Linked DNA regions of Homo sapiens: region 2 is linked to region 1. The links are chromatin loops, found by intact Hi-C in ENCODE. Cell type or tissue: sigmoid colon. All regions are shown on one strand. Each heading gives the region's core, and the rest is flanking DNA. Links, peaks and the distances in the headings are about the cores only.

Evidence for each region. A loop is a pair of places that touch in the nucleus more often than their neighbours do. Peaks named below come from ENCODE experiments on the same cell type or tissue, not always from the same donor. Only the 100,000 strongest peaks of a DNase experiment are listed, where the experiment ranks them.
Region 2: a loop joins it to region 1, with 4 times the contacts of the local background. A loop is called at or near these places in 1 of 110 quality-filtered maps.

What each region holds. Positions count from the first base shown.
Region 1 is chr14:68,183,976-68,200,459 of GRCh38, forward strand. All of the region lies in intron 7 of RAD51B (RAD51 paralog B), which reads left to right. Among named protein-coding and RNA genes, the nearest start is that of RAD51B, 370 kb to the left of the region's middle. RefSeq lists an enhancer at 7,917-8,211 and a silencer at 11,243-11,443. In sigmoid colon, for the core only: no CTCF peak of the experiment used is centred there; a DNase peak (open chromatin) is centred at 10,546; H3K27ac peaks cover 361 bases.
Region 2 is chr14:68,005,600-68,022,083 of GRCh38, forward strand. All of the region lies in intron 7 of RAD51B (RAD51 paralog B), which reads left to right. Among named protein-coding and RNA genes, the nearest start is that of RAD51B, 190 kb to the left of the region's middle. In sigmoid colon, for the core only: no CTCF peak of the experiment used is centred there; no DNase peak of the experiment used is centred there; H3K27ac peaks cover 246 bases.

The DNA.
Region 1 (16,484 bases), core at 7,616-12,615:
CAGCTACTCGGGGGGGGTGAGGCAGGAGAATGGCATGAACCTGGGAGACAGAGCTTGCAGTGAGCGGAGATCACGCCACTGCACTCCAGCCTGGGCGACAGAGGGAGACTCCATCTCAAAAAAAAAAAAAAAAAAAATTACCCGGGTATGGTGGCATGCACCTGTACTTGGATGTCCCAGTGGCATGCTCCCAGCTACTTGGGAGGCTGATGTGGGAGGATCACTTGAACCCAAGAGTGCAAGGTTATAGTGAGATTTTTTAAAAAAAGTTATTTTTTGAGACAGGATCTCACTGTCTCATCCAGGCTGGAGTGCAGTGGTGCAATCACAGCTCACTACAACCTCTGCCTCCTGGGCTCAAGCAATCCTTCCATCTCAGCCTCCTGAGTAGCTGGGACTACAGGTGCATACCACCATGCCTGGCTAATATTTTGTATTCTTTTTTCTTTTGTAGAGACAGGGTTTCGCCATGTTACCCAGGCTGGTCTTAAACTCCTAAACTCAAACAATCCACCTGCCTCATCTTCCCAAAGTGCTGGGATTACAGGCGTGAGCCACTGTGCCTTACTGCTTAGAGTGAGTTTGCTACTGCACCACTCCAGCCAGCCAGGGTGATAGAGCAAGGCCCTGTCTAAAAAAAAAAAAAAACCAAAAAAAAAAACAGGAAGAAGAAGAAGGAGAACAATTGTTTCAGAGTTAAAAAGAATCTTAAAAATCATTGTGCTTGACAACAATTTTTATGCTGCAGGTGCTTCTCTCCAAAGACCATTGGTAAGTTTACCTGTAAATGGAAACAAAATATGAACAATCCCCAAATCTGTGTTTCTGAAGATTTATTCTTTCTAATGCTTGAGCATTTTGAAAGAGAGACAGATTAATAAGAAGGAAGAGGCTTCCTAGTATGAGGGAAAGTGTTCATGAGTTTTAGTCCTAGCTTTGACTCTCATTACACATGTGAAAATTTTCTCATCTTTAAACAGGCTTAAATACAAAGAATAACTGAAAAATATTGGAAACCTAAGTGGTTATAATGTTGTATCTAGCAGTGGGACTAGGAGTGATTCTTTGTTTGGTTTGGTTCTGTTTTTATTTCCAAATTTTATGCACTGGGAGTGTACTCCTTTTGTATTTACTACTTCACCCCCACCAGCCAAAATGTCTTAAAATGTAAAATCATGAAAAATAAAAGGATAGGGATGATTTTCAGCCCCACTACCTCATAGGGTTTCTATGAAAATCAGATGAAACAATGTAAGACTGCGCATTGAAAAATAAATAATAACTACATAATAAAGTATTGCCAACATGTTAGATTTAGCCTTAAAGAAATTCAGTTTCTGTATAGGGCAAGTGGAGTGGCATGCAAATTCTTGAATCTCTTGAATTCATCATTTCAGTTTGCTATTCCTGCAAGAGGAAGGAATTCCATAGATCCAAAATGCATATCTATTTGTCGCAAAGACAATAACTAAAGATTATTTGCTGCTACTACAGACTGATAGCAAATTTATCAGCATTAAAATAATTATTTTAAAGGCTACAGGAAAAACATGATCATGGCAAGGAATTATATCATGTTCTTGAGTAGATTAGGGAGAAAGAATAGAATTCAGGCAGACGAGGCTTGCCTATGGTCCCCAACCTTTTTTTGACACCAGGGACCAGTTTTGTGGAAGACAATTTTTCCGTGGATGGGGGCGGGGGTGGTGGTTTCAGGATGAAACTGTTCCACTTCAGATCATCAGGCATTAAATTCTCATAAAGAGCACACAACCTAGATCCCTCAAATGTGCAGTTCACAATAGGATTCGTGTTCCTAAGAGAATCTAACTCTGCCACTGATCTGACAGGAGGTGAAGTTCACCTCCTGTTGTGTGGCCCAGTTCCTAACAGGCCACAGACCAGTGTTGGTCCATGGCCTGGGGGTACCCCTGCACAAATCTAAAAACTCTCCCTTTGAGGCATCACATTACCCAACTGGAAACTATAGTATAAGGCTGCAGTAAGCAAAACAGCATGGTACTGGTACAGAAGCAAACACATTAACCAGTGGAACAGAATAGAGAACCCTGAAATAAAGCCACACACCTACAGATGTCTAATCTTCAACAAAGCTGACAAAAATAAGCAATGGGGAAAGGACTCACTGGTCAATAAATACTGCTGGGGTTGTTGGCTAGCCATATGCAGAAGAATGAAACCAGACCCCTACCTTTCACCATATGCAAAAATTGACTCAAGATGGATTAAAGATTTAAATGTAAGACCTTGAAATATAAGAATCCTAGAAGAAAACCTAGGAAATACCATTTTGTACATGGGCTTTGGTAAAGAATTTATGACTAAGTCCTCAAAGCAATTGGAACAAAAACAAAAATTGACAGATGGGACCTAATTAAACTAAAAAGCTTCTGCACAGCAAAAGAAACTATCAACAGAGTAAACAGACAACCTACAGATAGGGAGAAAATATTCACAAACTATGCATCTGACAAAGGTGTAATATCCAAATTCTGTTAGGAACTTATTGAACAGTTGAACAGCAAAACCCAAATAACACTATTAAAAGATGGGCAAAAGACATGAGAAGACACTTCTCAAAAGAAGACATACAAGCAACCAACAAACATATGAAAAAATACTTATTATCACTAATCATCAGAGAAATGCAAATCAAAACCACAATGAGATACCATCTTACACCAGTCAGAATGGCTGCTATTAAAAAGCCAAAAAACAACATGTTGGCAAGACTGCAGAGAAAAGGAATGCATGTACACTGTTGGTGGGAATGTAAATTATTTCAGCCACTGTGGAAAGCAGTTTGGAGATTTCTCAAAGAACCTAAAACAGAATTATCATTTGACCCAGCAATTCCATTACTGGGTATATATCCAATAGAAAACAAATTTTTCTACGAAAAAGACACATACATATACTCACATGTTCATCGCAGCACTATTCACGATAGCAAAGACATGGAATCAGCCTAGGTGCCCATCTGATAAAGAAAATATGGTACATATAGACCATGGAATACTATGCAGCCATAAAAAGAATGAAGTCATGTCCTTTGCAGCAACATGGATGCAGCTGGAGGCCATTATCCTAAGTGAATTAAGGCAGGAACACGAAACCAAATACCGCACATTCTCACTTATAAGTGGAAGCTAAACATTAAGTACTCAAGAACATAAAGATGGCAACAGTCAACACTGGGAACTACTAGAGAAGGGAGGGAGGAATTGGGGAGAAGGGTTGAAAAACTAACTGTTGAGTGCTGTTCTCAGTACCTAAATAAGGGGATCATTCATACCGCAAACCTCAGCATCACACTATATATCCAGGTAACAAACTTGCACATGTATCCCCTGAATCTAAAATAAAAGTTGAAAAAGAAAAAAAAAAGAACTATCCCTTTGGGATGTTATGCTGACCACATAGAAATGTGGGAAACCTGCTTGTTAGTGGTGACACCCACATGGAAGTGCTTATTTTACTTATCCAACTTCCCACAACCTTTGTGATTATGGGCCACCATCAAGAGATCTCATTTAAATTACATTTATCCTTCATATGCTTTTATGTTTGTAAAAGTAATACATACCCTTAAAATTCAGACCTTTCAGAGATACACTATGGAGGAAGGGAAAAAGTTCCCCATAATCTTAGACTTAACTGATATTAGCATGTTTGTATACAGTCCTTCAAATTTTTTCAATGCGTATATTAACATATTTAGTATTCATTTGCTTCACAAAGAATGTGTTTATATATTATATACTGTTTTGCATCTTTTTCTCTTAATACATTTTGGACATATTTTTATTTTATTTGTTTATTTTTCTTTGTTTTTTGAGGTGAAGTCTTGCTCTGTCACCCAGGCTGGAGTGCAGTGGCGCAATCTCGGCTCACTGCAACCTCCACCTCCTGGGTCAAAGCTATTCTCCTGCCTCAGCCTCCTGAGTAGTTGGTATTACAGGTGCACGCCACGATGGCCAGCTAATTTTTGTATTTTTAGTAGAGATGGGGTTTCACCATGTTAACCAAGCTGGTCTTGAACTCCTGACCTCAAGTCATCCACCCGCCTCAGCCTCCCAAAGTGCTGGGATTACAGGCCTGAGCCACCACTCCCGGCCTGGACATATTTTATAAAACCCTTTGTAATACCAGTTGTCTTAATTTTTCATATTCTTTCAGAGTCATTTAGTCCGTGATTTCAGTGGTACATGTCTTACAAAGTTAAAAAGGAGAGCTGGATAGTGATTTCTTTTTTTTTTTCTTTGTTGTTCTTCTTTTTTCTTTTTCCTTCTTCCCTTCTTCCTTTTTTTCTTCCTCCTCCTCCCTCCATTACCTCCTCCCTTCTGTCCCTCCTCCCCCCTCCTCCTTTCTCCCCTTCTCTCCTTGTTTTTCCCTCCTCCCCCTTCCCTTTCTCCCATCTTTCTTCTTTCTCCTCTTCTTTCTTCTTCTTTTAGGTAAGAAAGAGTTTTTTGGAATGATCTTTCAGAAGCAGTTGCTATAGGCAACAATATTAGGTTTGTCTATGGCTCTACTTTTGTATTAGCCAATCCATTACTTGTGATTGTTGTGTTGATAATGGGAATCGTGAATTGATTACTTCATCAAAGCAATTTTTTCCACACTGACATTCTTTCTAGCAATGAACTTGTGAAATCAAATGGAATTTAGAGGTGATGCTCCTCTGTTTTGGAAAGGTGGAATGAGTTATCCACCTAGAAACAAATCTGATCTAGTCACTCTCCTATTTAGAGACTTCTTTTGACTTCTTCTCTAAAGAATAGAATCCAAATTTATTCTCTTAGTTTGTAAGATTTTCTTGGGTCACCTCTCTAGCCATGTATGTGCTTCAGACACACTGATTTCTTGCTGTTCCTCATCCTTGTGTTTTGCATCGACTTTTCTTCCACTAGGATGCTTTTTGCCAGCTTCTCTGCTTGGTGAAACTCGTATGTTTATAGCTCTTTGATAAGGCTTTGCTCCTCCCCCTAGGCACAACTCCTCCTCCTTGTTCTCTACTTCTATTGTAGTGGTTCTGCTGCTATAGTTTAACTTACCTTACCAGTCCTAATCTTTCTTTTAATTTTTTATTGTGTAATTTATTGCTGCATATGTATTATATTTTACAATAATTAATATTATATATTTGTTACTATATAATTTACATATCGTAAAGTACACAAATCATAAGTATACAGTTGATGTATTTGCCAGGTCTGAATTTGTACCTGGGCTGTGAGCCTTCAGAGGGTAGGAACAATATTTTAGTCATTCTTATATCACCAGAGGTACTCAATAAGTACTTGAATATGAGCGACCACTACATAATTTCCTCAGTTCATCTAGTGTCTATTTCTTTATGGAAAGGGGACATTAACAAGTATTTTTTTGTAGATGTTTCAAACCAAGTAATATTTGTTTACTGTCTTGCTACTAATCTCAAAAGTTGAGAGATTCAACCTAAAATATTGATTTCCTAGTGGCAATTATAGATCAGTGACTAAAAACAAATTTCATCCATTTTTCTACTCACTTGATAATGTTTTATTAGAAACTATAAATCTTAAGACTTGAGGTATTAAACAGCAGAGAGATATGGTTAGGATCAAACTTCCTTTTCCTCACTATTTATTCCTTATAGAAAAAAAGCAACTACCCCTTCCCTTAAATTTATTATTATTATTATTATTTGTGATGGAGTTTCACTCTGTCACCCAGGCTGGAATGTTGTGGCATGATCTCGGCTCACTACAACCTCTGCCTCAGGGTTCAAGCAATTCTCCTGTCTCAGCCTCCTGAGTAACTGGGATTACAGGCACCCACCACCATGCCCGACTAATTTTTGTATTTTTAGTAGAGATTAGATTTCACGATGTTGATCAGGCTGGCCTTGAACTCCTGGCCTCAGATGATCCACCTGCCTTAGCCTCCCAAAGTGCTGGGATTACAGGCATGAGCCACTGCACCTGGCCTCCCTTAAATTTAAATTCCCTTAAATATTCCTTTTGAAAGATGCTTTTTACCATTGCTAAAGAAGTGGAATGATTTCAAATTAATTTCAAAATAATTTCAAATTAATTTCAAAATTCTCCCACTAAAAGTTGCTGACATATTAAAGGAAATGATATTTATGCATGTTTTCTAAAAGCTAGATGTAGAAAACTTGCTCGGAGTAATTTGATTCAACAAAAGAGTTTAGTAGTTTCCTTGAAAGATAATCCTGAAATCAATACCTTTAATTTACATTAGGCACTCAAAGAAAATAAACACATTTCCCTACTTAAAAGGCTGGTCCAGGTACTTTTTTTGTGCTAGAAAATCAAGGCTGAAATATCTTTACTTTGTATTGATTCAGATTTTAAATTGTTCTTTGAAAAGTATATATGGAAACAGATTTTTAAAAATGTATAAATAGATAAACATGTATAAGCAGAGTTTTAAATGTATAGAAAAACAGATTTAAAAAACATGTCCACCAAATGGACATCTTTTCCTACTATATTCAGTAACCTAAATGACCCTATCCCTTCTCAGCTTATCTTAATTTTAGTATACAGTTGCCCTTCTTCCATTAATTAATCAATAAGCTCATTCATTCACATAATCAGTCATTGTTGATGCCTGTTATATCCAAGGCACTCTATATTCTATATGCTTTATATTCTATGTACTCTATATTCTGGAGACATCAAGATGAAAAGTTCAGATTAAAATTTTCCTGACTCCATTTTTAAAAAGTTAGTTTTTACTTTTATGGTTAATTGTCTTAATTTAACAAGTGTCCATTTAGGATGTAATCTGTGCTCAGTACTGTTGTACATCATGATCTATATTCTCTCTAGAAGCTAGCATTTTATCCCATTGATTTAAATAATGTCTAATGAATTTTAAGTTCTTCATGTGGTTAGTGTTTTACATTTTATGAGTAATAATGAAATGGAAGATTCAAGCAAACTCCATTTTCCTGAGAAATATGCATCTCTTTATTTCCCAATGTTAATTATCTAAATGCTGTTAGTTAATGCTATATTACTACAAGCTTTTTTTTAAAAAAAGAGACAATATCCTTTCTTAAAAGAATGTTATAAATATAAAAAAGTACTTGTGTTAAATAAATGTTATTGTTCATTTTTAGAGAAATCGAGTGTTTTCTTGGCAGAGATGGGAGAAGAAATGTAATTGCTTAAATAATTAAGTATTCATGCTTGGAAACCCAACTTCTGTTGCAGGGTTAACATATGAACTGGTGATTAACTGACAAAAATTAAGCATATGTGTTTGGATCATGGTTTCTGTGGAGGCCATAGATTTGCTTTATGGAAACTTGAGCTTCTGTATAACAGAGTTTGAAACCATTACATGATCAGGTCATTTAGTAGGACAACCCAATAAAAGGTAACTTGAGGCCCCATGATAAGAAAGTGTCTAAGAACTAAGTGATATGGTTACTTACCAATTAAAATGAGAAAAGTCATACTCTTTTAGTTTTCATCTGTTATGGTCATGGGGAAAATATTTCTTTGAATTCGGTCCTGAACCCATCTGAGACTTGGGGAACATTAGCAGCTTCTCAGTGCATACTTTCTAGGGAAGGAGATAATGGAAGACCCTTTCTTCCTGTCTTCTGTGGTCTCTCTTGGGAGCCCAGGTCTTACTCAGAATAGGTTCTCATACTTAGAGGAAACTCAGATTGCTTTGGTCTTAGCCTGTAAATCAAAGGGTGAAGACTTTTTCTGTTTTCCTTAAGAGAGTTCTGCCCTCAGTAGAGGGCAGAGAAAGAATATGTGTCATTAATCACTTGAGAATTGTTTACAACTATAATCTAGAGAGCACTTACTTGCCCATGGCAGGCAGTAAAGTTACCTTGGTTGTGTAAGAATAACCTGAGTGGTTTACTCAGACTGTTCACAAATGTTTGGACATCATTCAAGGGCTGTCCAAGTCTGACTAGTTAGCTTTATGATATACTCAGATACACTCAGATTCACCTTTATACCATCCAATCACATTTAAAGGAGGGTGTTTCCTGAAATTGCAACATTACTGACTTCCCAGCCATGTGACATAGCTTTTCAGACTCTAAGTTAAATTTTAACCCAGACATCTCTCTTCAATTCAGGTCACCTACAGGCCAGACAAAGCCAAGGTCATGTATTGAGTGAATATAAGGAGTTTTGTTGGTTCTAATAACTGTAATGTTATTCACTGGTTGAAATACTATACCATGGTTAATCATAAGTTGCAGCTGTTGTGTCCTTTTATTTATGAGCCCTTAATCAAGAGGACACAGCAAGAGCCACTGTTTGAAAGGAGCCTTTCATGAGGTCTTCTCTTTGGGTGCTCCTTCTTGTTTCATTGTGAAAAGAAGAGAAGTTTATATTGCCTTGCAAAAGTTATTAAATAGTATATGTTGGCTTCTCTGAAAACAGATTTTTCTATTCCAAATTTGAAAGATCAAATTATAATCTTTATATTTCAGCTGATGATAATAGAAACACTAAGCCTGTGCTCTCCAAACAATGTCTTTTAATTGGTGCCAAGTTTGATTGAATCTCAATATCAGCCATCAGAAGTTATATGTTGGCTCTCTGAAAACAGACTTTCCTATCCAGAATTCAGGTTTTCTATTTGTGACAATATGTCTCTGCTGATGTTAAGGTAAACAGACCAGAGCTCTTTGTGCAGCCCTTTTTACTGGTCCTGAACCTGATGAATGAGATTTTAAATGTAAGTCAATCTCTCTCTCCTTTTTTAACTTTTTGGTTTTAAATCCTCCCTTATTTTATGAGAATTCATCTTATGAGTTACCCTTGTTAAAATATTGGCATATCCAGGAGTTTGAATAGGGTCATTTTCTGAATGGATTTTGGAATAATTACGTAAATTGATTTTTCTGATCAAGGAATTTAGTGATAGGTTATATTTTCAAATGTGTTGATTGTCAGCTTCATCCTAAATTGCAATGTAACACAAAAGCTGGTACACAGCTCTTTTCTTTGAGACACTCAAAATGTTTCCAAACTTTAAATTCATACTTTTTACTGATAACATTTTTGTGGATCTCATTCAGGTAAACTTTTCTTCTTCACTTGTTGATCCCGCGTGACCCCTCCAGCCACACAGGTTTCATGTGCTTCCCTGAATACAGCATGCACTTAGCACCCTTTATAGCCTGGATAGTGTTGTTACCCCAGACTAGAATTCTTTCCTCATCTCCATTACAATACTTGACATCCTTCAAGACAACACTCAAATGCTACTTATATCATTAAATTTCCTCCCTGATTTCTACTTGGACTTAAATGTTGCTCTTTGTACCACTTTATTTGACCTGTTGCTGAAGCACTTAGTTCACTGTACCTTGTATTTTAATTGATTTTGTACATGTTTTTTCCCTCAACAAGAAGCAAACTTATTGAGGTCTGGGACCATATCTTCAAGCAGCCTCCAGATAATTGGCTTGGCACAAAATTGCATGCATCTCTTGTTTTCTCATAACTGGATGGAAACAATGATATTTAGATTTATCAGAACTGCTACAGAGGGCTAAAGGGATGCAAAAACACTTGGTAAAATTCAAAATTCTCTTTAAAGTAGTCAGTATTGTTCTCAAAACAATTACATCAAACTTTTAGTGACTGAAGTGTTGTAATAATTTGTGATTTTCAAAGATACTCAAAATTTAAGGTGAACAGTGAGCCAGAACACAAGATGATATACCTAATCTCATTCACCAGTCTGTTTTGACCAAGTCAAGTTGAGGCAAGAATGCTGGGAACAAGCTTTTCTGATTGAATGTGTTAATTTAGCCCGCCTTCAAACTTCTTAACCAATGGCTTCCACTCTACCACCTTTCAACGCTTTTTTTTCTGTAAGATGGCATGTTATCTGTTAGAAATAATGGGGATCACATTCATTATACCAGCAGTAGTCTCTCTGTGATCACACTCATTAGACTGTTTACTACCACGAATTCTGGGAGAAATGGCCTGGGACATTAAAAGAAACAAACAAGCTAAGAGGGCTGTCTAGGACCAATGACAGTTATTGGATTTGTTTTAAGAATTAAGCTTATGAGTTACACTTTTTTCCTTTGCAGCATAGATGAAAATCATCACTTGAGGAACATTTCAACATCATAGTTGCAAGTATAACTTACACAATGGAAAATGTTTTTCATTTTGAGAAGAGGCAATTGCTATTTTGTAATGGAACGCAAGGACTACTGGAGATAAAACTTGCATGCAAGACCAGTACAGCTTGATGAAGGGAGCAGAGTCTAGTTTAACCTCTAAATTAGGAGATGTTTGTTTTAATTTTACTGCTATTCCAGGCAAGAAATATTAAGTGTCTGCTGTGTTCAGGACTGCTAAACATTATGGACAATACAGTAATAGTAGAAGACATGGTGTCTGCCCTTGAGGGAGTGAAAATTGAATAGACAACTCTTAACTATCAGGATCAACAAAAAAATGGTGTTAGTTAGGGAGTAATAAAAGTGCCACACGGCTAACTACAAACCAGAAGGCCAGGGACGGATTACTGTGAACTCAGCTGCTGTGTAGCTTTGAGTTTCTTGAATATTGTCCATGACCCATTTATTTTGTTTTAAATAGAGAATTATATCTGCCCTCTACCAAATACACAGGAATAATCTGAGTAATGTTTATAACTGTGATCTGAGAACTTTTTGAGTCTTTTGCAAATCTGTAAACACAGAGTGAGAATGAGATATGACAGTGTGGTAAAAGAGGACTTTTGAGATTTATTAATATTTAGAAGTACAAGGGGGAAGAATACTTTTATAGTATGATTATAATGTTAAAGATATTCTTCCTTTAGTTTTATAAAATGTGGCTTTTGATCAGTAAGTGGCAACTTAGAAGAAAAGTCTATCCTAAGTTGATTTGCTATTCCTTGACCTTAAGAACTATAGAACACTTTATTTTCTCCTAAGACCACTTTTTTGTTTTTATTTTACTCCATTCATTAATTCATTCAGCACATAATAACGAAGTATGTACTTGGTGGCAAGCACTGTGGTAGGACCTGGGGATATGAAGTTGAAGAAGACCTGGGCCATATCTCTAAAAACCTTGTGAGGGGAAACCAAGGGGGAAAAAGTTTCTACTATTTTAAATAATTAGAATAGATTTTATTTTATAGTTAAATTTGAAGAAAACTACAATTTTAGTTAGATTTACTATGCCATCTTTACTCATTTGTTCACTCCCATTCGTTCATTTTTCAAGTTAATGGGTGCTGGAAACCTGAGTCATCCTTGACATGTCCCTTTCATTTGCCCTCCAAATGCAAACAACCACCTGTTGTTTCAGTCCTTTCAAATGCCTGCCTCCAGAATGAGCATTAAATCTGTCAACATATTTACCATCTCAGCTTCTCCAGTCACCTCCTAACTGCTCTCCCAGTTTCCACTCTTACTTACCTCTAATTAACAGCTTTCAGACTTTTTTGAGGATGACCTACAATTAAAAAATACATCCATGATACTCCCAGTACACATACTTGTGTTGCTATGTATCTATAAGTAAATCCAAAATCAAAGATTAACAGAATAATACGTATCTTTTCTCAGTATCATGCATTTTGATATTTTTAAAAATTATATTCCTGGCCGGGCATGGTAGCTTACACCTGTAATCCCAGCACTTTGGGAGGCTGAGGCAGGTGGATCACCTGAGGTCAGGAGTTCGAGACCAGCCTGACCAGCAGGGAGAAAACCTGTCCCTACTAAAAATACAAAATTAGCCAGGCATGGTGGCACATGCCTGTAAACCCAGCTACTTGGGAGGCTGAGGCAGGAGAATCCCTTGAACCCAGGAGGCAGAGGTTGTGGTGAGCCGAGATCACACCATTGCACTCCAGCCTGGGCCACAAGAGCAGAGCTCTGTTTCAAAAAAAAAAAAAAAAACAACAATTAGGGGCCAGGTGCAATGGCTCATGCCTGTAATCCCAGCACTTTGGGTGGATCACGAGGTCAGGAGTTCAAGACCATCCTGGCTGACAAGGTGAAACACTCTCTACTAAAAATACAAAAAGATTAGCTGGGCGTGGTGGCAGGCGCCTGTAGTCCCAGCTACTTGGGAGGCTGAGGCAGGAGAATCGCTTGGAGCTTGCAGTAAGCAGAGATTGCGCCACTGCACTCCAGCCTGGGCGACAGAGTGAGACTCCATCTCAAAAAAAAAAAAAAAAATTATATTCCTTTGTCGCTTTCTTGCTGGGCATGATTAATTAAATTCACTTTATGATCCATTAATGATGTGAAATTTACTGTTCTAATACTTTTAAACACAGGTTGTTTAAAGCCAGGGTGATAGGTTTATATTATTTCCCTGCTTAAAATGTTTCATTGGCTTCTGGTTGTACTTTTAGAATTCAACGTAGAAATCATTGTATGGCCTACAAAGTCCTGCATGGTCCCACTCTGCCTCCTCCTCACTCTTTCCTACTTCTCCACATCTTCACACAGGTTCTTTCCTCTCCATGGAATAATAGTCTTCCTTCCCCAATCTTCACCTTGCCAATTGCTATTATTCTATGGGTCTCTGTGTAAAAATCACTCCTTTAAGAAAATTAGATCTCCCCTTATAATTCCTCTTCCTCCTCTTTTTATTCACTGTATTTATTATAATTGTATAATTATATATTTATTTGTATGACTTTTTTATTTAATATTAGTGGCCCACACTAGATTACAGGTTCCCCAATATCTAAGACCAGATCTGTTTTGTTTATTGCTATATCTACAATACCTGGTATAGTCCTAGCATAATCAGCAAATATTCTTGGTATGAACTTTGGATCAAATGCTATGCTTGCCCCACAAAGGTGAATAAAACATAGACTTTATTCTCAAGGAGTTCTACTCTTTTGACATGGAGTATACTTTGTTTGAAGACAGGTATCTAAAAGACAAAACAGGTTAATAAACATCTTAGAAAGGGTATTAGAATGCTGGAAATCCTATAAACAATGGCTTCTTTAGTTTAAGACTCTAACTGGAGGGAAGTTTTCCTTATTTACTCATGATACTAACTCAAGGAAATGCAATGATTTTTTTTAAAGGAAGCAGAGATATTATTCTTTTATTGAGGTAAAATTTCTAGAGATTGAAATGCACAGATCTTAAGTGGACAATTCAATGAGCTTTGAAAAAAATATTTTCTTGTGTTCCCTTCCAGTCAATCTCAAGCCTCCTTAGGCAATCACTCTTCTGATTTCTATCACTACAGATTAGTTTTTCCTGTGCTTGAAACTCACATACGTAGAAATCAAGCACTGATATCTGGCTTCTTTCAGACGGCCTTTCTTTTTAGATTTATCCATGTTTTGTGTGTATTTTTTGTTAATTCCTTTTTTAGTAATGAGTAGTATGCCATTGTAAAAATATAAGACAATTACTTTTTAGCCATTCTTTTAGGGATAGATATGTGGGTAATTTTCACTTTAGGGTTATTATGAATAATGCCATTATGAATATGCTTATACAAGTTCTGTTTTTGAAATTGGTGGGTCAGAGGATAGACGAATGTTTAACTCTAAAATAAAGTGCCAAACTGTTTCCAAAGTAGGTTATACAAATTTTCCATTACCAACAGAAATATAAAATAATTATGTTTGTTCTACAGTTTCACTAAGAGCTTTTTTCTTTAATTTTAGACATTCCAGTAAGCTTGAAACAGTCTTGCACTGTAATTTTAATTTTGATTTCACTGATGACTAATGATATTGAATACCTTTTCATGTGCTTATTAAGCACTCACATATTCTTTTGTGAAGTGTTTCTTCAATCTTTTGATCAGTTTTATTGGCTGTTTGTCTTTTTATTGTTGGTTTTGGAAGTTTTTAAAAATATATTCTGAATATAAGTCCTTTTTCAGATATATGTACTATAACTATGTCCTCGCAGTCCGTGGCTTGTCATTTTACCTTCTTACTGGTGTCTTTATTGAGCAAGTTTTAATTAAAATGGTTAGTTCTTTTTATAGCCTTTTAAAGAAATCTTTGTCAACCTCATGGTTGCAGCAATCTTCTTCTACACCTTTTTCTAGAAGCTTTATTGTTTCATCTCTTATGTTTATGATCAATCCTGAATTAATCTCTATGTGTGTCATGAGGTAGCTATCAAGGTTCATTTTTTTCCCATATATTTTTCCAGCGTTCTCTAGCTATCTTTTGAAGGGTTTTCTCTTTTTATTAAATTATCTTGGAGCCTTTGTAAAAATTATCAATTTACTGCATATGCTTTACTCTAACTGGACTCTCCATTTCGTTCCACAGCAGGATTTGCTATCTTTACACCACTCCTATGTTGCTTAGGCTCTGAGGCTTTATACTAAGTCTTAATATCAGGTAGTGCGAGTTCTCTGACTTTGTGAGTTTTTTAAAAAATCAATTTTTTTGGTATAAATATTTTGCACTTCATATAAATTTTAGATTCAGCCTGAAAATTTTGAGAAAAAACTATTAAGTTTTCACTGGGATTGTAATGAATCTGTGTTGAACTCAGGGTGAATTGACATCTTTAATAATATGGAATTTTCCATGACCATGATCATGTTTTCTCTCCCAATTGATTAGGTCTCCTTTAATTTCACTCAGAAATATCTTATGGTTCTCAGTGCAGAGGATTGTGATGGTATTTTGAATGACTATGAATAAATTTTTGGCTGATATATTAAGTCAATAATAGATACCTTTGATTTTTATTATTATTTCTATATTATTATGCAGTTCTCAGCCTTGAAGTTTGAAAGACTTTAATAAGACATTGACACCAGTCTCCCACTTAATGCTGGAATGCTCAATTACAAATCCCTGGCAAATGTTCATTAGACTTTGAACTCTTCCAATGCTGGAGAAATAACTGTTACACAAAACACCCTATTCCATTTGGGGACAGTTTGAATTGTTGGAAACGTTCTTTTTATATTGAGCTAGTTTTCTGCCTGTTGTCTGCCCTTTGGAGTCATGGAGATGAGTTTGCCCTCTCTCCTACAGAGTACCCTCCAGCTATTCGTAGATAGCTAATCTGCCCAATGAATTCTTTTTTCTTGTTGAAACAATTCTAGTTTCTCTACTTATTCCTCGCATGACATGATTTTTGTATCTTTTCTCTTTCTCTGACTCTTTTGACATGCTCCAGTTTTCTGTATTTTCTTTAACTTTTGGCATCCAGAATAGAAGCAACACTCCAACTGTGTCCAGACCAGTGCAGAGCACAGAAAGACTATTTTTTTTCCTTACTCTGAACACTATACTTCTGCTAATCTGGCCTTAAATATCATCAGGGTTTTCAGCAGCCAAGTCACACTGTTGGCTCATGTAATGTTCACTGTCAGCTAAAACCCCTAGATCTTTTTCACATGAACTCTTATTCAGACTGCTCATTCTTTCATCCTGAACTTAGGCCTGTAATAGTTTTCTTTCTTGTGTTCATGTAATAGAGTTTACATTTATTCCCATTCAGTCTCAGAACTTCAGACCAATCTTCTAGTCAGTCTTTTGTGGAGTCTATAGGCTTGACAAAAGAAAAAACTCAGACTCCAGTGAATACCACAAACAGTTATTTGCTTTAGGTTCAGGAAATGAAAATGTGCTGGTTTTAAGTTTCTGAAGTTGCCTCCCTCCTTCATCTCATTCCGTCCTCCCCCTTCAGTTCTTTGGTCCGAGACCCAATAGAGGATGTCTACAGCCACTCTCCCTCTAGGGAGGGCCTGGGTCTCATCTTCCACCCACTGCCATTCAATAATAGCTTGGGTCTGTCTTGGCTAAGCCAAGGGAACATCCAGCTTCACTGAGAAAACCTTTGCTGCATGGTGATACGCCACCTACTTGCACTGTAGCGTTGTCTGGCAGGTTTGGCCCATTGTCTCCCAGAGGAAACAGAAAACAACTCCCCAGCAACCCGCCAATCTCTTTTGTCCCCACAGTCGAGCTCTGGAAAATATCTGAATGCCACAGAAGTGGGAGTACCCTTTGATGTTTATATTGGCTGGCTCCTTTTCCTTTTTGCTTTTTCTTTTTTTCATTTAATAATCAGGGTAGTAGAAAATGCGGAGAATTAACCGCATGACAGCAGCAGAGGAATTCATTAGAGAAACAGAGATGAATTCTGCTCAGATTTCAGGCTCTCAGGCAGAAGACACAAAGGAGTAATCGTCTTCTAGTTTTTTTTAATCATTTCTTTTGTGGCACCTTCCTTGTCCATGAAGGCAATCTCAGCGTCTGGCATGGGGGAGCCCAAGAACATAGGCAGTGCAAATGGTGGCTTTGATTTGGGGATTATTACAGCAATATTAACCACTTCCTTCTTACCTCTCTTTGAAAAGATGGAGCTTGTCATTCTTGGAGAAGGCAGTGAACAGTGCTATGTTATTGCTTTTATTTAAAGTATTACCCACTAAAACTTCATTTTAAAATTGGGAAAAATGTGCATAACATTT
Region 2 (16,484 bases), core at 3,990-8,989, 180 kb before region 1:
AACTACTATATTTTAGCTACTCTAGTGGGTATATTGAATAACATGTAGTATGCTGTTAACTTGCCTTTCTTTGATGATTAAGCACATTAAACACTTTTTTCATATACTTATTGGTTATTTGTATAATTTTGGTGAAGTGATGTATTGCTTCTCGACATGCTATAAAGAAATACCTAATACTGGGTAATTTATAAAGAAAAGAAGTTTAACTGGCTTATGGTTCCATAGGCTGTACAGGAAGCATAACGGCTTCTGGGGAGGCCTCAAGAAACTTTGAATCATGGCAAAAGACAAAGGGGAAGCAGGTGCATCTTACATGGCAGGTGGAAGAGAGAGAGGAGGGATGTGCTCTACACTTTTAGCAGGAGGAAGAGAGAGAGGAAGGAGGTGATAACACTTTTAAACAACCAGGTGTCGTGAGAACTCTATGAGGAGAACAGCACCAAAGTGATGGTGCTAAACCATTTATGAAGGATCCACCTCCATGATTCAAACACCTTCCACCAGGCCCCACCTCCAACATTGGGGATTATACTTGAACGTAAGATTTGGGTGGGACACAGATCCAAACCATACCAAGTGCCTACTCAAGTTTTTGTCCATTTGAGTTGTCTGCCTTTTTCTTAATGACATGCAGAAGTTCTTTATATATTATAAATACCAATTCTTTGTTGATTTTATGTACTACAACTAGCTTCTCTATGGGTATATTTTTATTAGTTACTCAGTTTTTAAATAGTTATCCAAACTTTCTATTTCCTTTTGAGATCTTTTTAATAACATTTTTCCAGAAAGTTGTTGATTTATCTTAATTTTTAAACCTACTGATAAAAAGTTGTTTAATCTATTTTTGGTATCCTTTCAATTATTCTAGAAAATTATTAGTTGCTATCGCTTTAAATATTGCATATACAAGTATATATGAGGATGTGTGTGTATTTTTAATATAACTGGTAGCATACTTTACATACTGTTTTGTACCTTATTTTCTTCACTTAATATTTCTTGGAAATCCTTGCATTTCATTATATAAGGAGTGCATCATTTAAAAAATACTTTCATAGTATTTAATAATATTATGTGATAATATATTTACCCAATTTTTTATTGATAGGAATTTGAATTACTGCTAGTCTTTTGCTGTACCAAGCAAAGCTGAAATTAGGATAAATACATAAAGTGGAATTTCTGGTCTTATAAACTCCTGGGCTGATGATAGAGTATTAACTTTTATGTTTATGTTCCATTTTTAATGTTTTAAGTCTTTTAGAAATTGAGATATAAATGACATGCAATAAAATTCACCATTTTAAAGTGTACAGTTCAGTGGTTTTTACTTTATTCATGGAGTTGTGCGATCACTACCAGTATATAACTCCAGAACATTTTCATCATCCCAGAAAAAACCCTTAGTAGTCACTCCAGATTCCTGCTTTCCCCCAGCTCCTGGCACCCTCTAATCTATTAGTTTTCTGTCACTGTGTATTCGTCTATTCTGGACCTTTCATATAAATATAGCTATACAAATGTGATCTTTTGTGCTTGGTTTCTTTTACTTAGTATAATGTTTTCAAGGCTCATCTATATTACAACATGTATTTATGCTTATTTTCTTTTATGTATGGTCAAATAATATTTCAGTGTATGGATATACCACATTTTATTTGATGGTTATTTGACTCAGTTTTACTTTTTGTCTATTATCAATAGTGCTGCTATGAATACTTGTATCTACGTTTTGTTTGGACATGTGCTTTTAATTCTCTTGACTCTATATCTGGGAGTAGAATTGCTGGGTTCTATAGTAATCCTATGTTTAACTATTTGAGGAACTGCCGAACTGTTTTTCTCAGTAGCTGCACCATTAGCACTGTGTGAGGTTCCAATTTCTTCACACTTTTATCAACGCTTTTTATTTTCCTTACAAATTAAAAAAAAAATTATACCTGCTATTCTAACGAGTATGAAGTGGTATATCATGGTTTTGATTTTCATTTTCCTAATGTCTAATGATGTTGAGCAGATTTTCATGTGCTGATTGGATATTTACATCTCTTCTTTGGCAAACTGTCTTTTCAGAGCCTTTGCCTCTTGTTTAATTGGGTAATTTGTCTTTTTATTGTTGAGTTGTAAGAGTTCTTTATAGAGATACTTATATTATGTGTGTTGATAAAGGGCAAATATCTCCATATGAAGTGTTCCTTTATGTTAATGAGAGTAAAAATGCTAACTTCCAAATAGAAAAATGGCCAAATAATACAAAAAGGAATTCACAGGGAAGAAAAACAAGTAGCTAATAGTAAAAAAATAAAGAAAAAGCAAATTACATTACTGAAATAAATGCAAATTGGAATGATGACTTTTTTGCGTATTATATTTTTAAAAATATGATTTTTTTTGTGGGTGAGTATGGGGTGAAACTCTCAGGTAACATAGGAAATGTAAATTGATTACCTTTGTAGAGGATATTTGGCAACATTATAAAATTATATAGAATATGTCTATATAATTTGAATCAGTAGTTTTACTTCTTGGAATTTTTTCTGAGAAAATAATCATTATTTTGCATATAGATTACATACAGTGATACTCATGCCAGTATCATCTTTAATGGCATAAATTTATAATCAGCAAGAGGATGGTTAATTACATATAGTACAATATTTTACCATTGTTAAAATTTATATTTTAAAATATAGACAAATTGATCTTCATATAATGTTAATGTTAAGTGAAAAGTAGTAAGATACAAAGCTGTGTAAAATGTATGATAACAATTCATAAAAAGCAACATTCACCCACACAAAAACCTCCACCACCACACACACACAGAAATAAGAGTGAAAATAAACATTCCATCATATTGACAGTGATTACCTTCGGGCGGTGTAATTAAGGTTGATATTTATTTTCTCCTTTATGTAGTTCTGAATTTCCCAGATTTTTAAGATTAAATATGTATTGCTCTCTAACTAGGGAAAGAAGTAAAATAATTATAAATAAGATAGATTAAATGGATTATTATGGTGCAGTGAGACCTTTTCCCATTGGCCCTGGGATTTTCTTCCTTTGGTTTATGAGTTTAAAGTGTTGACAGTTGTGAACTAGTTTGCTAAGTGATAGGAAGCAGTGTTGAAATGAAATACTTTAAATCCTGAAGATTTATGAGGAAGAAAATACTTGGGCAAATAGTGTCAATGAGTCCTGATACGTATTGCTAACTTGTCACTAGTTCACTTTACATCTGTGTAGTGATAACTTTGTTTTTTCCTCCCTCATTGATTATAGTCTCTCATCCCACCATTTGCCAAGGCCGTGTAAATAGTTTGCTGTCGTAGAGATACGCAGCAGGCCCATTTGAGTAGTTCTCTTTCACTCTGATCTCCTTAGAAACCTATCACTTTTACCTTTAAATGATACATTTTTAAAAAACTATTGTTGTTGTTGAATGGGATTTCCCTAAATAAGAAGAGCCATCTCCCTAGTTTCAGGATTGTGGCTTCTTTAATTGTAATGGAGTTTTAATATTATATCTACGGTGGAAATCAGAGTCAATTCAATCTTATTTTGCATCCCCTGTATGCTATCATACTGATTAGGGGTGTAACAAAGAATGGACTGTGATTTTTGCCATTTTGTGGTTTTCACTGGAGATTTTATAGTACAGAGGGAGAGAATGGCATAGTAAATAAAAGAATGAGCTTAGAAGTGAGACTTTGTGGGTTTAAATACCTGCTCTCTAATTTATCAGTTTGTATTTAACTTCTCAATATCCTTATCTGTAAAGTAGAAATAACAGCACTATCATTCATCACTTTCTATTTCCTTATCTTTTTGCCTTTTCTTCATGGAAGTTTTCACTTCCAAGACATTATGTTTTTCTTCATTTATTTACAGTAATGTAAAATCCTGGAATACATGTACCTTTTTGGTTCACTCATGTATTTTTAGTGTCTAGTGTAGGGTTTGCTACATAATAGCTCCTAATATTCGTTCCTTCTACTGGGAACTTCTTCCAACATGAATATCCATATAGCTTATCCCCATGCTTTATTTAGTTCCCTGCTCAAGCATCACCTCACTAGAGAGAACTTGCTAGACGACCTCTTCTATAAAATAGCACCCTTTAGTTTTCTCTATTTTTTCCTGCTTTATTTTTCTTCATAATACTTTACTGACTGCTAAGTAGTAACATCAATTTATTTTTATATTTTCGAGTGCCTTGCAAAAATTAGGGTCTTCATAAATGTTTGTTTAACTGAAATTAATTATCTTAGACTATTCTATCTTATTCTCATATGTAATAAATTACCAGCTTGTGACTGTTTATTTCTAGGCTCCTTCAACCTATTCATTTGTTTCTATGCTTATTTCCACTTCTTTTTTCACTACACTAATTCAGTTAACTGCCACCTGTTTTGTGAACAATTGAGTAGTTTCTCAATTTTGTTTTGTTTTCCTCCAGTTCCTCAACCTGCACAAAACATCTAGCTTACTGCTCTTCAAATATGCTATTATCATTTCATTCTTTTTCAATGGCTTCCCATAATCCATTGAATTAAATGATATTCAAATCTCTTTATATCTAATTGGAACCTACCTTTCCATAGCACTAAGGAGAGTTGTAAGGAGGTGAGTACTTGGTGTAAAAATTGCTTATAGATGTAGTTAGCTTGCTATGAGATTAAAATGATTTTTAAAGTACAGAGAAAAATAAGAAATAACTTTAATGCAAGTCAATATATAATCAACTGATTATACGTGATTTAGTCCACAGATTTATAGAAATTCAGATAAAAAGATCATTGAAACCTTGGCTCATCAGAGAGAGCTTCATTAGAAAAACTGATAGTTGTTTGGGGTCCTGTATCATTTATTCATTTTATTTATTCAGACCCAATTTCTCCCTGTTTTTCTAATACAAATATATAAGATTTTAGAGTAATGGATTCTGTTTTGTTAATATAAAAATATTTCTTGTGTCAGAAGAATTCAGATGCTTATAGATATTCTTGTAAAATGTTATTATTTTTAATGAGATTGGGTCTTATTCCATTACTTTGAAAATGTATACAACTGAGCTGTTTCTTCTGATCAGCTTATACTATGGACACTTAGTTTGAAGTCATATTGGAATAATTTGGAGAAAGGTAGAATTTAGTAGATATTACAGAATTTAGGTATCTATTGTAAAATTTAGGTTTTATATAGGGCATGACATTTTTTAAGCGAATTTATAATAAATAGGGCTTTTTCAATTATACAGTAATGTAGGTTCCAAAGTGCTATTTTGTGGGTTTTCTGTGTGTTTAGCTGTTTTGTCTGTACTTATATTTGTATTTGTATTGTACAAAGGATATAAGTTTCTTTGTAGTTTGGATAATCTTTTGGATGAAAGAAAGGTAGTGAGTCATACAAAATAGTGAAAAAAATCAGATATTTTGAAATAATACTTCTAATTTTCCAAGGATTTACCAAAATAGAGGATGTTAATTTTTAGTATGAATTTTTAATGATTGGATTGGTTTTCTGATGACTGTTTTAATTAGTTCTGCAGGGCATCCCATTTCTATCAACATAGTGTGTGCAACACCTTATTTACCAGTAATCAACTCATATCTACTCTCAGTCTGTAAAGAGGGGTGTATATGAACCTTTACTTGTTATTTTTTACTTACGTAAATTTATTTACTTTTACATTCCTGGTCAAAGTGAATAAACATTTTTTATACAGATGAGTTCATTTCCTCACTCCCATATCCATTCCAGTTTCTAAGAGCCTTCTGATTAACAGGCTCCCCAAAATTTTTCCCTTCCAATTTAAATTTAAGTAATTAGCTTTTTCCTAATTTGGAACCTTGGTTAGAAAACACATTTGTTTGATTTGTCATTAGTTTGGGCATCTTACTTCAAATGAGGTCATGTAGCTTTGAGTTTAGATGATCACAGAAGTGTTCACTGAGCAGCATCTTCGTAGCTTTGAGGAAACAGAAAAACAACTTTTTTCTACTTTGATTATGATTCTTTTTGACAGTTGCTTTAACTACAGTTAGGTACTGGCTGTACCAGTTCCAGTTTAAACAACTGGACTCTGAACCTGTTTTTGTTCTGATTAAGAAGTTTATTTATATGTTCAGGAATACAGCGGCACAACCTGTTAACAGCTGTAAATTTGCTTGATTAAGCTGTGTGTAGACAAATTTACTAGAGGGAACTGTTCCCTAAAAATTCCAGTTCACTTACATATGAAGTTAGTCTGGCTGTTTCTCACCAGTTTCCATCATTTCCTGCCAAGAATAATAAACATTTTCTTGCAAAGCATCGACACTAAAGGTTAGAAGTGTTCAGTGTTTTATCAATCACACTGGGCTGTCATGAATCTCAATAAACAAACACAGAGATATCTATGTGGATGCCTGGAGAAGCCGTTAGACCCTAGAAAAATAATTTCTTTCAGACAGTATCCTAGACCTTTTCAAAGTAGATAAATGTCAATTATGAAGAGACATTTATTGTAATGGAAATAATGGATTCTTCGGTCTAGATTTTCATTTACTGACCTAGTTCAGGGAAGCTTGTACTTTTAGTGGATAATAATAAGCTAGAGCAAGAAAGTGTGTTTTCTTAATTTCATATAACTGTAGATGCTATTATGAGTATTATAATAAAGATGGGTTTATTAATTTAAACTTATAGTATTAACATTTCTCTACCATGGTCTGTCAGGCAAACTGTGGCTCACGACTGGTGCACAGCGTGTTATTGTAGCACTCACAAGTTAAGAATGGGTTTATAGTTTTAAGTGATTGTAACAAACATAAAACAAAGAATTTTATATATATATATCTAGAGAGAGCGAGAGAGGAGAGAGAGCCCTCAAAGTCTAAAATATTTATTATCTGGCCCTTTAAGATAAAGTTTGCCAAACCCTGGTCTATATTAGTAGTAATAGTTTACTACCAGCATTCAAAACGTGCCAGCAACAAAGCAGGATGAAATTATAGTCTTAGTGTTAGGGTATTTTATTTCTTATTTAGTGTTAGGATATTTTATTTCTTATTTGCATGTGGTATATAAAATAAAAATATAACAGTATCCTTATAGGGTTATTGGGAGCATTAAATCATAACTTTTTGTGGTGCTTCTTACACATGGAGGACAATAACTGTTTTGTTAGCTGTTGCTGTTGTTATATGTCAGATGCCTGACAGTTGTTTCAACTTTGTTTTATGTGTGTATCTTCTGTTTATTCTCTGCTCTATTTGCATTATGTTTAATTTTGTAAGTCTTTTAAAAATCTTTTTGATTTTAGTTGCAATGCAAATTTTAAAAGTATAGCAGTTTTATTGTTCCCATTCCTGTGGCTGTGTAACAGATTACCCCACAACTTAGTGGCACAAAGCAATCAGTTATTATGCTCACAGATTCTGTGGGTCAGGAATTCGGACAGGGCACAGCAGGAATGGCTTCTCTTAGTTCCACAGTGTTTGAGGCTGGAACCTCAAAGGCTAGGCACTATAATCATTCATTCATTTATATGTCTGGCAGATGTCACTGGCTGTTGGCCCCAGTTCCTCTCCACATGGGTCTTTCCATGTGATGTCTCCAAATGAACTAGTTTGGGCTTCCTTAAGTAGAGTGTCTGGGTTCCTCAGAGCAAACATTTCAAAAAGAGAAAGATAGGCAGAAGCTATATCCTTCTTATGACAGAGCCTTGGAAGTCACAGAACATTATTTCTATTTTGCTCTGTTGGCCAGAATAATTAGAAATCCCCCTAGGTTCAAGAGGAGAGAAATAGACTCTACCATGTGATGGGTGGGGTTGGCAAGATTCTGGAAGAGCATGCTGGACCAGAAATACGGCTGAAGCCATTTTTGGAAATATGATCTGCCACAATGATATTACTTTATTTAATAATTGCTTATGTAGCATTTAATCTATATGCTAGGGACTACTGTAAATACTAAACAAATATTAATTCATTTAATCCATAACAGTCTTATTTTACAGATGAGGAAACTAAATCAGAATATTGTATTACGTAGAATATAACTTTCTCTGCTCTTGATGGACAACAAATAATTTACTATGATTTTAAAAACTTGTCTAGTATTATTTAAACATTAAATATTTTGGATGCAAATTTGCATTTCCTGCATGCATCATATTAGAATAGACTTGAGAGGTGCAGTTTCTATTAAGTAATGTCTTAAATAAGTACAAAGGTCAGGCATCCAGGAGCTCATCCTTCCATATTCTTAGAATTGGGATGTGATAAATAAGTCAGAATTTTTTCATGAAGCAGTGCCCAGATGAGTACATGTTATCAAATATTTTATTTGATAATAATGCAGGACTGACTGACCAAACTTGATTTATAAATTAGTTCCATGTCCTTTTATGAGAATAAATACAATATCTTGGTCTTGTTGTGATAATATTACCTAATGGCTATGTTTTCCTTCATTGGCATTGAAATCAGAACTGATTTTTGGTAAGGTTAGTAATTTGCGTTATTTTTAAATCTCCATTATTATGAAGATATTTTATCAGGGACAAAGATTGCCTTTTCTCTCTCCCTCTCCTTTTCTTTTCTTTCTTTTTTTTTTTTTTTCCCATTAACAGTTGATGGAGGAAGGTAACTTTGTATGAGTTATTGTTGGACATGCAAGCCCTGTTTTTTTACATTTGTTGATTCTGCTTTGGAGATTTATCAGTCTCTGAGCAAGTTGCTTTGAAGCATTTCAGTCTTCTTTGTCTCTCAGAACCCATTAGTGCTATCTTCAGGATGTGCCAGAGTGACTTTTACCCTGGTACATTTGTGACACAGTTACACCATATCTCCTACTCTCTACTCATCACTGTATAGCAAGTACAAGTTACCAGATAGAAGCATATTCTTGTTGGATTATCAAAACTCAGGTGGAGTGTTTAACATCTTTTTTGAATATTTAAATAGTGTTTTTCTTTCTAATTGGCAAATTTTGGGTATTCTTTAAAAACAATATTTGATTAGGAGATCATGGAGAAATTTGTATGGTCAAAACTTGCCAAATTTGAGACTCACTTATTTGTTTAAATTTAAGGATCAGTAAAAATAAATAAATAAATAAATAAATAAATGTAGGAATCTAAGATAGAGACCTGTACTATTCTGAATGTGAATGAACTGATTACATTGATTGGAATACGTAATTTAGGAGCATTCATTATTACTTTTTGACTTGGAAACAATATAAGAATGAATGCAAAAAAAAAAAAAAAAGGAGCATGTGGATTCATTGCTATCTTGTTTACTGCTCAGTCACTTATTTGAGAGTGCCAAACCCTACCCACTAGGGCCACCCGGGATGCTTTGTTTATTTGAGAGGGGGTGTGGAGGCATGGTGAAGGGCAGGAGCTCCAGAGTTAGGCTGACTGGGTTTTAAACCCAGCCCTCCTGCCATCTGTGCAATCTTGGTCCAGTTACTTAAAACACTCTGTGATTCAGTCTGCTTTTCTGTAAAATGGCTGAGTTTTCTCATTGGTAGAAATGGCATCTACTTCATGGTGTTGTAAACATTAAATGATTAAATATATGTAAAGTGCTTAGGATAGTGCTTAGCACATTATAAGCTCATAAATGTGCGCTCCTATTCATTAAATCATTCTTTCATTCACTTATTAAAAGCATGACATTTATTTAACACCTACTATGATGGGGATACAAAGGTGACTACTCAGGAGATATGAATATTATAATAGGGGGAGGCAGAGGTATATTATAGTCATTACAACATACGATGGTGTATTAGTCTGTTCTCATGTTGCTAATAAAGACATACCTAAGACTGGGTAATTTATAAAGGAAAGAGGTTTAATGGATTCACAGTTCCACATGGCTGGGAGGCTTCATAATCATGGTGGAAGGCGAAGGAGGAGCAAAGTCATGTCTTACATGGCCGCAGAGAAGAGGGCGCGTACAGAAGAACTGCCCTTTATAAAACCATCAGATTTCGGGAGACTTATTCACTATCATGAGAACAGCATGGGAAAAAACCTGTCCCCGTGATTCAATTACCTCCCACTGGGTCCCTCCCATGACACGTGGGGATTATGGGAGCTGCAATTCAAGATGAGATTTGGGTGGGGACACAGCCAAACCATATCAGGTGGAGAGTGATATAGGTTATAAAACAAATATGTCAAAGTGCCATGAAAAGAAGAGGACAAAATTTTTGATAGCCTTAAACAATCGTTTCACTTTTCTCTGACACCATTTATTCATTTATAAATGCCTTACCTTTTATGGAACTTTTACAGTTCTTCAGCAGGAAATAATCTCTCCTTTATTGGCATCCCTATATCATTTTGCCTTATGGCAATTATTATTTTCTATCTTTCTTTTGGCAGCTGTTGATAGTAATCATTTTGTATCTTGTTAAATCATTATTTGTTCCTATCTTGTCCATTTTACTTGAAGACAGTTCACAGTCACTCAACACAGTACTTATCAAAAATGCTTCAAAAATATTTACTGAGTGAGTCAGGTAACAAAACGATTAAAATGCTTAGCCATCAGCGTATGCCTCTATTTTTTAAGGGCTTTTTATAAGCAAATACGGGTAGAAAAACATTGGCAGTTTGAGAGTAAAATAAACATATATAACTCACCAACTGACTGATCAGGATAATTATCTGGGAGTCTCTGGGGGTAAAAAGCCCCCAGTTTGTTCCATTTTACAACTCCCACCATGGCCTCAGTCAGGCCACCAACATGATACAACTAGATGTGGAGTTTGGAAGGGTGTGCACTGGAACACCATCATATAGTAATCCTGCCAACTGGATACAATAGTGTAAGCAACCCCAAGAGCACAGATAATAGTAAAATGTCCAACATATTTAACAAATGAGGTGTTTTGAGTATTTATTATCTTTGTTTTAATATAATTTTTATTTATTGGTACATTTATAACATTTAGCTTTAAATGATGGCTGTGTTTAACAACTGGCTTAGAAAATTCCTGAAAATTTAGTAGTCAGCTCTTGTGAAAGAGTACAAGCCAACTCACATACACTTTTACCCAGGCTCTGCTGACTGTGTAACTTTTGCTAGTAATTTCACTCCTAGAATCTGTGCTAAGGAAATTATCTGTGAATTGGAAAAAGCACAAAGATGTTTATCATAGCATTAGTAGTAACAGCAAAAAGTTGGAAGCAACCTAATTGTTTAAAGTGAGCTGTGGTTAAGTAAATTCACTGGAATGTTTTCTGGAATTAAGTGACTTCTTTGAAGACTTTATAACAACAAGGGAAAATGCCATAAAGTTAAATGAAAAAGAAAAAAGAAAGAATGCTAAATATCTAATTTATATAGAATGATCAAAATTTAAAAATATAGACATATGCTAATGGAAGAAGGAAATGTCAGTGTTTGGAGCTAATAAGGACATGGCTTTTTTTCTTTAACCCTTTCTTCATTTTCCAAATTTCTAATAATGAGTATATTTTATAATTATAATGAAAAGATATATCATTTTTGTCACAAAACCAAATTCTAATTTATAGCTCTAGTTTTTTGTTGAATTACAAGGCATTATCAAAATAAATCTTTTTTATTTTATTTTTTTTGAGATGGAATCTCATTCTGTTACCCAGGCTGGAATGCAGTGGAGTGATCTCAGCTCACTGCATCCTCCACCTCCTAGGTTCAAGTTATTCTTCTGCCTCAGCCTCCTGACTAGCTGGAACTACAGGCACGTGCCACCATACCCGGCTAAATTTTTGTATTTTAGTAGAGACAAGGTTTCACCGTGTTGCCTAGGGTGGTCTTGAACTCCGGAGCTCAGGCAGCCTGCCCACCTTGGCCTCCCAAAGTGCTAGGATTACAGGCGTGAGCCACCACACCCAGCCTATCTTTTTTATCTTAGAAATTTAATATTTTCCTCTAACAACCAATAGAGCATATACCAATTGAATTTGTTTTTTAGAGATCAATGCTGAGTTCATTTTGCCCCTAGATTTTATTTACAGTCTATCATAGATTTTCATGGAGGATTTTAAAGTTTGAATTTTTCAAAAGTATCCTACATTACAAAATAAATTTTAGGCCAGGCATGGTGGCTCATGCCTGTAATCTCAGCACTTTGGGAGGCCAAGGCAGGCAGATCACGAGGTCAAGAGATTGAGACCATCCTGGCCAACTTGGTGAAACCCCATCTCTACTAAAAATATAAAAATTAGCTGAGTGTGGTGGCACGCACCTGTAGTCCCAGCTACTCGGGACGCTGAGGCAGGAGAATGACTTGAACCCGGGAGGCGGAGATTGCAGTGAGCTGAGATCGTGTCACTGTACTCCAGCCTAGTGACAGAGCAAGACTCCGTCTCGAATAAATAAATAAATAAATAAATAAATAAATTTTAACTGCAGAATTACCTATTTAAAAAGCTGCTTAGTAGTTAAGTAGCTGATTGTCCCTTTAAAACAATTGATAGTTATATTGTTCTAAAATTGAGTCTGGGTCTGTGTGTCCCACATTCGTGTCTAAGCTATGCATTGTTAAAATTTTATTTGACCATTTATAGCTTGTCTCACTTTGTGAAGGAATTTTTCAGACCTTTTCAAAATACATTTAAATATAAGCAGATAATCTAATTTTACACACTTCCTGTCCCCTTTTTAATCAGTAATTGGTTAACTTCAATAGACAATTTAGACAAGCTAAGCTTCTGTGTAATTTTTCTCCCTAAAGATTAAGATTTGATGAAATAAATAATCTGTAGCGTACCTTGTAGAAGGAAAATGCTTTCCTAATTACTTTTTAAAGGTACTAATTTAAATGTCACAGCAAGTTCTGTTAAGGTTTTACTTCTATTTTAAGGTTGTAATATCTGTTACCACTCTATTTACTTGGTGTGGGCGAGTTTCAACAAGGATTAGATTTTTTAAATTAATTCTCTATATTTTTATGGGGGAGAAATTGAAGCATTCCATTATATTGTAGGAATTCCCGGAACTTCTTAGTATTCCTTTTCTACCTTGTTAAACCATTAATTTGTTTCTATCTTATTCATTTTACTTGAAGACTTAAACATTTCTGTATCACTGACAGCCACTCAAACAGTACTCATAAAAAATGTGTCATAAACATGTACTGAGTCAAGTAGCAAAACCTTTTAAATTATTCAGCTTTTTATGTGTCTGGATTTTGAGTCATAGACTTGTGTGTGCCATGGGGTATAATGAATGGGTAATGGACTTTGGAGTAAATAAGCCTAAGTTCAAAGTCTGATTCTTCCATTTACCAGCTGTGAAAACTTGGGTAATTATTCTTTGGGCCTCAGACGCATCTCTGAAATGAATATAATAATCCCTAGCTTGTGGAGTTGCTGAGAGGATTAGAGATAAAATATGTAATGTTCCTTGCATATAGTAAGCATTCAATACATGGTTAGTTATTAGGCATTCAGTAATAATTGAGTGGATGACTGCTTCAGGGAAAATTTGGTGGCTGATTTACTGAAACACCCAGTAAACATATATGAAAAAAAAAAACACACCAAAACTGACTTTTAGTTAGAACAGTTTAGAGAAACTGAGAGTCAGTTTATAAAGGAGCCTTGCAAGGAAACTGAAAAGGTGAAATAGACGGGAACAAAACCTACAGAGTACCGCTGCAGTGGAGAAAAGAAGTTTCAGAATGCTAGAATGGTGGCAGTGGCAAATTCTATAGTGAATTCAAACAAGAAGGTCAATAATTGGTCATCTCTGGATTTGGTCACCTTTGTTATTTCCCAATTTCTGTATATTCTTTTTATGATCATGGTTGACAAAAGTATAGCGCTGAACATAAGACATGCTAGGAAGGAAAATGATTTAGGAGGTACAGTTGATTCTTGAAAATCATGGGTTTAACTGCATGGGTCCAATTATATGTAGATTTTTTTCAAGCAAATTTCCATTGCAAATACAGTATTTATGAGATGCAAAACCTGCATGTATGGAGGGCTGACATTTCATATATGTGAGTTCCAGAGGGTGGACTTTGGAACTTGAGTGTGTGTGGATTTTGGTATATGTGGTGCAGGAGTGGCCCTGGATCCAATTCCCAGTATATGCCAAGGGATGACTGTGATTTTATCAGTTAAGATTAGGATGACTGCGTATAACAAAAAAAGAGACATCTATCTTATTTCTTGTTCGTTCTTACCGTATTGCCACATTGTCCAATATGGCTGCTAGAGATTCAGCCATTGCATCAGTATTACAGCTGGCAGGAGGAGAAAAGACCAAAAAGAATGTGCCCCTTCCCTGTAAGGACATTTCTGGGAAGTTACACATTGCACTTTCTCTTTGGCTAAAATTTAGTTCTATGGCCACAGCTAACTGCAAGAATGACAACCAGAAATATTGTCTTTTGGCTGAGCATAGTGTACCCAGCTAAGCTTTGGGGTTCTTATTTTTAGGAAGCAGAGGAAAATTACCAGATCATAACAAGGTGATGAGCATGGCCTCTAATCCTGCTTTTCTTTTCTTTCTTTTTCTTTAACGGGGTCTCACTATCTCACCTAGACTGGAGTACAATGGTGCAATCTCAGCTCACTGCAACCTCTGTCTCCTGGGCTCAAGCAATCCTCCCAGCTCAGCCTCTCGAGTAGCTGGGACCACAGGCACGTGCCACCATGCCTGGCTAATTTTTTATATTTTTCGTAGAGCCCAGGGTTTCGCTATTTGCCCAGGCTGGTCTTGAACTCCTGAGCTCAAGCAATCTGCCCATCTCAGCCTCCCAGAATGCTAGGATTACAGGTGTGAGCCATTGCACCAGCCTCTTTGCTTTTTTAATGTTTTAACTCTCAGCGTCTTTTAAAAACATCACTTAAAGTTACTTTAAAATTACACTAGAAATACACTTCCTTTTAGAAAAAATTAGGAAATATAGAAGACTAAAAAATAGGAAAAAACTACCTAAAATTGTCCACTATTAACATTTTTGGTGTATATCTGTTCAGACTTTTTCTGTTAATATGTAAATATTCATATTACTTATATATATAGAGTTTCAGTTTGGGATGATGAAAAGGTTCTGAGATGGATGTTGTTGGTTGCGCAAGACTGTGAATATAGGTAATGCTACTCAACTGTACACTTGAAAATGGTTTAAATGGTAAATTTTATGTATACTTTACTGCAATTTAAAAAACATTGATTGTTTACAAAAAGGAGATCAAACTCAACATATTATTTTCTAATCTGCTTTTTAGAGGTAAGAGAATACCTTTCCATGTAAAAATATATATGTTTGCAGCATGATTTTTGTGGCTGAATATTTATTTTATCCTTTAGGTGTACCACCTTTTATTGACAAGAGTGTTGAAGCAAATAAACAGGAGTGTTAGTTCTTTCCTTGTTAAGTGGATTCACAGAGAGCTTTGTGATGCATGAGAGAGGACCTGGGGAAATAACCAGATGATGGAAACTGAATACCCCCCTGGGACCTTACACTGTGTCTGCCTTGTTCAAGTGACTCTCTAAATAAACAGTTTTACTGCTCTGAGGACAATATAGTACCCTTTTGTTTTTTTCACATATAATTATTATTTTTAGTTCATCTAAAAGAATGTCCCAACTAAGTTAATGTTCTATTAGAGGACTCAGGGCAAAAGAGAGGGATAAAGGGAGAACATTGCCTCCTGAGAAATGATGCCTTCACACGAGGATCAGATGCCAGTGATGGCAGCAATGTCTGCAATTTCGATATTGCTAAGCCACTCTCAGGAAGGTTTTTCCTGATTGGAGGTCTGGCTCTCCCGTGAGATGGTGTTTCTCTTACAGCCAGAATGTTTGTCATTTTCCCATATCTTCACTGTCACAGGGTCATTGTCCTTCTAAGTCTTCCCTGCCACTTTTAGAACGTCATTTTTTCACCTACTATAAAATACTCTGCCTCTTTGTTATATGGGTAAACAAATTGCTACCTAGCTAAACTAAGTGTTATTTCTTTTCTGTGCTGTTATTGACATTTGTCCCCCAACTCCCTTCCACTTTACTCTTCATCTTATTTACAGGCATACCTTGGAGATATTGTGGGTTCAGTTCCAGACTGCTGCAATAAAGCAGTTATAGCAATAAAGTGGGCAACACAAAATTTTTTGTTTCCTAATGCATATAAAACTTATGTTTGCACTGTACGGTAGTCTACTAAGTGTATCATAGCATTATGTCTAAAAAATGTACAAGCCTTATTTTAAAAATATGGTTAAAAAATGTTAACAATCATCTGTGCCTTCAATGAGTTGTAATCTTTTTGCTGGTGGAGGGTCTTGCCTTGATGTTGATGGCTTCTGACTAAACAGGCTGGTGGTTGGTGAAAGTTGGGTAGCTATGGCAATTTCTTAAAATAAGACAACAATGAAGTTTGTTGATTGACTCTTGAATCAGTTTATTTGCTTGGTAATAAGAGTAGTACCCAATAGGTAGTTTTTCAACCTATACTCCTCTCCA